Linked DNA regions of Homo sapiens: region 2 is linked to region 1. The links are chromatin contacts, found by Hi-C in ENCODE. All regions are on one chromosome and are shown on one strand. The core of a region is the stretch at or near the end of the contact, and the rest is flanking DNA. Distances in the headings are between cores, read along the strand shown. Region 1 holds the start of RHOG (ras homolog family member G). Region 2 holds the start of TRIM21 (tripartite motif containing 21).

What was found. Hi-C counts contacts between places; a loop is a spot of excess contacts on that map. Pooled maps may share reads with other maps.
Region 2: a loop to region 1 is called in a pooled map, with 8 times the contacts of the local background. The contact joins the promoter of TRIM21 here to the promoter of RHOG in region 1. A Hi-C loop is called at or near these places in 1 of 168 maps with a recorded cell type or tissue (naive thymus-derived CD4-positive, alpha-beta T cell), 1 of 37 single-sample maps with no recorded cell type and 10 of 50 pooled maps.

What each region holds. Positions count from the first base shown.
Region 1 is chr11:3,838,808-3,842,977 of GRCh38, forward strand. RHOG (ras homolog family member G) reads right to left here and starts at 2,152. Exons shown (of 2, transcript NM_001665.4): 1 at 2,087-2,152. RefSeq lists an enhancer at 293-492 and silencers at 1,893-2,282, 2,333-2,382, 2,733-3,002, 3,043-3,092.
Region 2 is chr11:4,392,403-4,396,881 of GRCh38, forward strand. It overlaps TRIM21 (tripartite motif containing 21), which reads right to left and starts at 1,300. Exons shown (of 7, transcript NM_003141.4): 1 at 1,231-1,300. RefSeq lists enhancers at 1,191-1,400, 1,421-1,480.

The sequences.
Region 1 (4,170 bases), core at 902-3,401:
AGGATGGAGCTCTAGAGTGGAAACAAGAGCCTCCATAGCCAGGATGGACTGAAGTTAAATTTGGGAGGAATTCCTGAGAAGGAATAGGGTCCTAGGTGAGATGGGGAGTATTAAGGATGCCTGAAGGCAGAGGGGTCAGTAGAACTCCAGAGGGCTTCCTGGTCACTAAGGCCCTGATGCAGATCAGGGCATGCGGGTACCCAGCCTAGGCAGGCCCCAGAAGGTAGCAGGAAAGGAGCAGACACTTTTGCCTCCGCCGCTTCTTAAGTCCGAAGTTAGACCAGCTGCAGTCTTTCCTCCAGAATCCTGCATTTGCCTCCTCCCTTTATTTCCATCACACCCAAGCTGGTCCCATTCTTTCCACCAGGTGATGCTGGAACTAGTAGGTAATGGAGTCAGGGACCTTCAGGCTGTCTTCCGGCTTCTAGGCCTGGCCTCTTGGTCAAGCACCACGGGTTGGGGTGATTTTGATTTCCCACGGCCTCTCTTACAAGTCTTATTCCTGTGTCACCCTACCCTGACTGCTACAAACGGCTTCCTCCTGCCTAACCACAACCTCACTCACTGCAGGTTCCCTTCATTCTGCTGGCTTCCCTTGCTCTGGGCCCTCTCAAGGCTGAGGGCAGTTATTTTGTCTGTAAGAGATAAAGATGTAGTCACACAGACACGCGCGCGCGAACACACACACACACACACACACACACACACACACACACAGGCTTTCCATCTCTTTAATCCATCTCTAAGAGATGAAGATGTAGATACACAGACACGCGCGTGCGAACACACACGCAAACACACACACACACACACACACACACAGGCTTTCCAGCTCTTTAATCCGTCTCTATCACTGGGAGGCTGCAGACTGCCTCTCCAAGCTAGGGAGGTTTGAAAAGACTCTAGAACTCACTAAGTCTTCAACAACTGATTCCAAAGCTGGAGATAAGTGGGTGGGAGGGAAGGATACAGAGAGGGTGACAGGCTGAGGGTTCAAAAGGAATGAGGGGTGATGGAAGAAACCAGGAGGTGCATGTGTGTGGGTGCCAGAGCTGGGAAGGGAAGGGATGGGGCAGGTTGCAGAGGACCAAGACGAACATGGGGCAGGGTAGGTGAAGACAGGTCAAGGCCTAGGTATGACCGTATGTTTGGAGGAAAAGAGACTGGAAGGGATGAGAAGAGAGTGATGGCGGATTTGTGGGTAGAAACTAAAGAAGGTGTGGAGGGAGACGACAGGAGCATGTGTATAATTCAGGGACTAAGAATGAAGAGGAACACTAGGAGATGGTTCTCAATTGTCCCCAAAAGACACAACAAAAACTTGTCAGGGACTATCAGTACCTCTGAATGAGAGTCCTTCCACTTCCAGTTACAGGGCAAGACCAAGTTACTCCCAAAAGAGCAAGGCCAGGCTCTGGTCAGCTAGGAACAGCGTCTGCTCACTAAATACCTACTGCTTGGCTCCAGGTAAGGTCGGGACTCAGGAAAACAGACATACAGACAACGACTGGGGTCGGCGGGGCTCCCCCACCCAACCCGGGTCCTCCTGAGTGCAGAGGGCCTTGGGGCTGCAGACCGAGTGTGGGTCTGTATTAGCATCCATCTGACAGGGAGAGAGCTTTCGGAGGCCCCAGACACCGCCCCTCTCACCCCAAGTGTCACAACTGCCAGAGCAGAGGGAGCGCCTTTTCCAGCCCAGAAGCCCTCTCCCCTCACGCACTTCTCAACACCCCCCCCACCAACTTCTGAGGACACCCCACCTGCGTCCGATCTCCCAGCTCTGAGCTCTTCCACTTCAGAGACACTTATCTTGGAGCCCGGGACCCTCCGACCTCAGGGGTCCCTCTCGGCTCCCTAGAGGCGGTACAGCCGCCGGGAAGCCACCCTCGCCGAGCCTCCGCCGGCTCGCAGTGGCCCCGTTCCCGCCCCGCCCGGCCGGCCGCGCCCGCCCTACTTGGACTGAACCGAGAAGCTCCCGCCCGCGGCCTCCGCCAGCAAACTCATGAGCCGGCGCCCGCGCCGAGTCCTGGGCCGGCCGGGCTCTCCTCCCCCGGACCCCTACCCGCCAGCCCCGGCCGGGCCTCACCTGGTGCCCTCCCCGAGGCGGGGGAGCTGGGGGCGGCGGCAGCGGCTCCGGGCTCGAGAAGGAAGTGAGAGCGGGAGGCCGGAGGAAGTGGGGGGGGCGGGCCGGCGAGGCGGGGCGGGCCGGGGCGGGGCCCGACCAGGAAGTCCGAGGGCCGATCTCCCCCTCTCCAGCCCCGGCCCGCCCCCAGCCTCGCCCCCGGCCCAGTCCCGGGCTTGCCACGTTCCCCTCCCAGTCCGCTGCCCCTGCGGTCAGTAAGTCAGGCCTCCCAAGGTCAAGTCTCTCCGCCTCCTCCTGGCCACCCTACCCCTGGAGGCCCTACCCTGGGCGCTAGGCGTTCGTCCTCTTCCCCCCATCCCGCCCCCACCAGCCTCCGCGGGAAGATGCTGAGAAAGGCGCCCCTGGGCCTGGTCCCTTCAGTCAACCCCAGGGATAGAGTGGTGGCCGAGGCTGGGGCAGTCCCCGCCCCTGCCCTGAGCCCCGGGGGAGTGCGAGGTGGTGGTGATTCAGCAGTGGGAAGGCCCCAGACCCCTGGGGAGGGTGGGGAGACTCGGGGGGAAGAGGAGCTGGCGTCAGCACCCAAGGGAAAGACAAGATCAGCAGAGGCGCAGGCGGAGCCGCGGGCCCCAAAAACAGGATGTCGAGTCGTCATTCAGCACCGTGCAGCCCTGCGAGGCCTGGCTCTGGGGAGGGGGCGGGGCGGACGGAGGACTTGGGGCTTCCCTCGCCCCCTCGCCCCCTGTTCTGCTGGGGCGCGCAGCTGCTTGGGGCTGAAGAGCCGCACCCAGGCCTGAGGTCCAGCTTGGGCCCCGGCGACCCGCGGGTGGGCGGGCTCATGGGCGCCCTCTGGTGCTTCGCTCCCTGGCTTTGCGCTCGGAGCTTTGACTTGAGAATCCATATCCTTCGTTCAGCACAAAGTTTCTGAGCGCCTACCACGTGGAGAGAGCTAAGTGCTAGGTGCTGTGAAGAAACACAGCGTTTAAGACAGGATCCCTGTCTTCCAGAAGCTTTTCAAATAAACGGATTGATTCCAGGAATAAATAGCTTAACCTTTCTGAGCCTCAAATCTGTCTTTGGTAAAATAGAATAATTATATTTCACCCCGTAGTTTTGAAGATAACATGAGAATGGGTGTAAAAGACCTGTTGTCAATGCGTATCTCAAACACTAAACAAATATCTTTTAAAAATATCATACCCTAAGAGTCTGGCGCGGTGGCGTCTGCCTGTAATTACAGAGATGGTGAAACCTTGTCTCTATAAACACAAACACACACATATTTTTTGACAGTCTCACGATGTCACCCAGGCTGGGGTGCAGTGGCACGATCTCGGCTCACTGCAATCTCTGCCTCCCAGGTTCATGCAGTTATCCTGCCTCAGTCTCTCGAGTAGCTGGGGTTACAGGTGCATGTCACCACACCCGGCTAATTTTCGTATTTCTAGTAGGGACGGGGTTTCACCCTGTTGGCCACGCTGGTCTCGAACTACTGATCTCAGTTGATCCACCTGCCTTGGCCTCCCAAAGTGCTGAGATTACAGGCGTCAGCCACCACACCCAGCCTACTTATATTTTTAAAAAAATAAATAGGAACCACGTAAGTAATTTAAAACTGTCTATTAATGACATTTCAAAAAAAGTAAAAAGAAACGAAATGAATTTTAACTATATTTGACTTAGCCATAGCCAAAGTATTATCTTTTTTTTTTTTTTTTTTTTTTTTTTGGAGATGGAGTCTCGCTCTGTCACCAGGCTGGACTGCAGTGGCGCGGTCTCTGCTCACTGCAACCTCCGCCTCCTGGGTTCAAATGATTCTCCTGCCTCAGTCTCCCAAGTAGCTGGGATTACAGGCACGTGCCACCATGCCTGGCTTATATTTGTATTTTTAATGGAGATAGGATTTCACCATGTTGGCCAGGCTGGTCTTGAACTCCTCACCTCGTGATCTGCCCGCCTCAACCTCCCAAAGTGCTGGGATTACAGGCATGAGCCACTGCGCCCGGCCTCAAAATATTATCTTTTAGCATGGTAATCAACATAAAAATTACTGGTTATAAAAATTAACTGGATATTTTGCATTCTTTTCT
Region 2 (4,479 bases), core at 50-2,549, 550 kb after region 1:
CTAAAAATACAAAAATTAGCTGGGAGTGGTGGTGGGCACCTGTAATCCCAGCTACTTGGGAGGCTGAGGCAGGAGAATTGCTTGAACCTGGGAGGCAGAGGTTGCAGTGAGCCAAGATTGTGCCATTGCACTCCAGCCTGGGTGACACGGCGAGACTCCCTCTCAAAAACAAAACAAAACAAAACAAGGCATAAAATTAATGGCAAAACAATTAATGTCAAAAACAGTAATTACTTTTGCACCGATCAAACAGTTTGTTGAATAAGTTTATTCCTGTTCTGAATAACAAGAACTCCTCCATTGTTTGGTCCATTGATCCAGTGAGACAGAAGGAGAAACTGAGTCCCTAAAAGAGGGAATGAAAATTGGCAAGAACCTCATAAAGCTGTTGACAGTTCTACTCTCATCATGTCCATTCCTGCTTAAACCCTCAGTGCTCATCCATCTCCTGTCGGGTACCAACAGGCCTCCATGTTGCTGAGAAATTATAGCTACTTTTTACCATGTACCTTCCATGTGCCAGAGATACTTCATGCTTTGAATATATCTTCATTAATCCCTCCTATAACGGCGGAAGTCAGTTGCATATATGTATGTAGGTGTATATGTATGTATACACACAGAGTAACAGGAACCGTGGCCAGCACTCCCTGGGCTCTTTTCTCAGCTGCTCCAAACTTAGTTTAGTTCCTGACAACACTTATTCTAGGACAAAGAATAATTCTGAAGGCCTATACATTTCTGGTTGAACATCCTAAACAGCCTGCCCCTCTCACCTCTGGAGGACTTTTGGACCTGGGAGTCTCCAGAATTGCAGACCTCCCCGACACTGGGCTCCCTACCCTCCTGGCTAGGCTGTAGTCCTGGCTATCCCAGCCACACCCAGCCGTCATCCTAGGTCAGGTGCCAGCATGGGGGCAGCCGGGCCCCTTCCCCTTCTGGGTAACTCCACAGTCACGTCCACAACCCAGCCTCCTCCCAGGTAGGGGGCAGCCGGGCCCCTTCCCCTTCTGGGTAACTCGGCAGTCAGGTCCACACCCCAGCCTCCTCCCAAGCAGGGGGCCAGCACCGGAAGCGCAGCTGGTCTTGGGTTGAGGGATCCCTGGTGGGAGAAGGGGCAAATGGGACCGGCTCAAGGATGGAGACTGGAAGGGGCTCTGCAACCCTGGGGCAGGGGAGAGAGGTCCCCTAGGAGGGCAGGGGTCCCTTGATCTAGTGGGGTTCACTCACCTTTACAGGGGACTCAACGCTGGTAGCCAGCTCCCTATTTCACTTTCAGTTTCCGCTCAGAAGCAAGTCTGAGAGGAAAGGGGAGGGAGGAGGAGGAGCCGTGGGAGGAGTGAGGGAGGAGCAGTGGGAGGAGCAGAGCCTTGAAAGGGTGTGTGGAGAAATGCGGCTGAGAAGAGAAGTCAGAGTTGAGCTGGGGGAGGCTTCAGAGGCTCTGCATGCCCAGGAGGCTTCTCTGAGACTGGGAAGGAGTGGAAACTCAGTAGCCCGTGGTCCTGGTTGCGCGCTCCCTCCCATGTCTTCATTATCTGATTTGGTAAAATATCTACAAGACGGGGGAGTCCGGGCTGCTTTCTTTGACACTGGTCATCACTCCACACCTAGACGCTATGTCCATGTCTGGAAGATGCTTTTAAGGAAGTTTTGATGCAGAGAAGAGTGGCCGGTGCTCTTCCTCGCGTGCCACCATCTGCTTACTTCCAGAAGCTAATTATTTTCATGTGACTGATGTGACTAATATTTTTTAACGCCTGCAGGTGAGTGATTTATTTCGCATGACCCCAAGGTGAGTGTCCCACCAGTGAGTGGTGAGAAGGAAATTGACATTTGACAACCAACTGTGTTCTTGTCACTGAGCTAGGGACATTCTCAGGTTATATTATTTTTATTTTTAATCGTAAAAATATAGAACATAAAATTTACCAAAGTAATTTTTTTAATTTTCAATCTTGTGTGTCTATAGTAGGTGTATATATTTGTGGGGTACATGAAATATTTTGATACAGGTAGAGCATACAATCCGTAATAATCATATCAGGGTAAGTGGGGTATCTATCCATCACCTCAAGCACTTATCATTTGTGTTATATACAATCCAGTTATATGCTTTTAGTTATTTTAAAATGATAAATTATCATTGACTGTATTCACCTTGTTATGCTATAAAATACTAGATCTTATTCATTCTCTCTCATGTATTTTTGAACCCATTAATCATTCCCCACTACCCTTCCCAGCCTTTGGTAACCATCATCCTCTCTATCTTCATGAGTTGGATTGTTTTAATTTTTAACTCCCACAAATAAGTGAGAACATAACAATTTGTTTGTTTGCCTGTGTTTGGTTTATTTTACTTAACATAATAATCCCCAATTCCATCCATCTTGTAGCAAATGAAAGGTTCTCCTTCTTTTTATGGCTGAATAGTGCTCCATTGTGTATGTGTACCACACTTTCCTTATCCATTTATCTGTTGATGGACACTTACGTTGCTTCCAAATCTTGGCTATTGTGAATAGTGCTGCGATAAACATGGGAGTGCAGATATCTCTTTGATATACTGATTTCCTTTCTCTTGGATATATACCTAACAGTATTTCTTCTGGGTATATACCTAGCAGTATCCAGTAGGATTGCTAGATTACATGGTAGCTCTATTTTCAGGTTTTTTTTTTTTTTTGAGGAACCTTCAAATTGTTTGCCATAGTGTTTGTACTAATTTCCATTCCCATTGACAGTGTATGAGGGTTCCCTTTTCTACATATCCTTGCCAGCATTTGTTATTGCCTTTCTTTTGGTTAAAAGACATTTTAACTGAGGTGAGATAATATCTCGTAGTTTTGATTTGCATTTCTCTGATGATCAGTGGTGTTGAACACATTTTCATATATCCATTTGCCACTTGTATGTCTTCTTCTGAGGAATGTCTATTCAGATCGTTTGTCCATTTTTGAATCAGATTATTATATTTTTTTCCTATAGAGTTGTTTGAGTTCTTTGTATATTCTGGTTATTAATCCCTTGTCAGATGGATAGTTTGCAAATATTTACTCCAATTCTGTGGGTTATCTCTCTACTTCATTGTTTCCTTTGCTGTGCAGAAGCTTTTTAACTTGATGTGATCTCATTTGTCCAGTTTTGCTTTGGTTGCCTGTGCTTATGGAATATTTGAAAGAAATTTTTGCCCAGTCCAATGTCCTGGAGAGTTTCCCCAATATTTTCTTGTAGTAGTTTCATAGTTTGAGGCCTTAGATTTTTTTTTAAATTATACTTTAAGTTCTAGGGTACATGTGCACAACATGCAGGTTTGTTACATATGTATACACGTGCCATGTTGGTGTGCTGCACCCATTAACTCATTTACATTGGATATATCTCCTGATGCTATCCCTCCCCCCTCCCCCCACCCCAGGACAGGCCTCAGTGTGTGATGTTCCCCTTCCTGTGTCCATGTGTTCTCATTGTTCAATTCCCACCTATGAGTGAGAACATGCGGTGTTTGGTTTTCTTGTCCTTGCAATAGTTTTCTGAGAATGATGGTTTCCACTTTCATCCATGTCCCTACAAAGGACATGAGCTCATCCTTTTTTATGGCTGCATAGCATTCCATGGTGTATATGTGCCACATTTTCTTCATCCAGTCTATCATTGTTGGACATTTGGGTTGGTTCCAAGTCTTTGCTATTGTGAATAGTGCCACAATAAACATATGTGTGCATGTGTCTTTATATCAGTATGATTTATAATCTTTTGGATATATACCCAGTAATGGGATGGCTGGGTCAAATGGTATTTCTAGTTCTAGATCCTTGAGGAATCACCATACTGTCTTCCACAATGGATGAACTCGTTGACAGTCCCACCAACAGTGTAAAAGTGCTCCTGTTTCTCCATATCCTGTCTATCACCCATTGTTTCCTGACTTTTTAATGATCGCCATTCTAACTGCTGTGAGATAGTATCTCATTGTGGTTTTGATTTGCATTTCTCTGATGGCCAGTGATGATGAGCATTTTTCCATGTGTCTGTTGGCTGCATAAATATCTTCTTTTGAGAAGTGTCTGTTCATATCCTTTGCCCACTTTTTGATGGGGTTGTTTTTTTCTTGTAAATTTGTTTGAGATCTTTGTAGATTCTGGATATTAGCCCTTTGTCAGATGAGTAAATTGCAAAATTTTTCTCCTATTCTATAGGTTGCCCATTCACTCTGATGGTAGTTTCTTTTGCTGTGCAGAAGCTCTTTAATTAGATCCCATTTGTCAATTTTGTCTTTTGTTGCCATTGCTTTTGGTGTTTAAGACATGTAGTCCTTGCCCATGCCTATGTCCTGAATGGTATTGCCTAGGTTTTCTTCTAGGGTTTTTGTGGTTTTAGGTCAGAATAACCAATGCAGAGAAGTCCTTAAAGGACCTGATGGAATGGTGCTATCCAGCCCAGATACTATGCTTTTCCCATGGTCTATGCAACCCACGG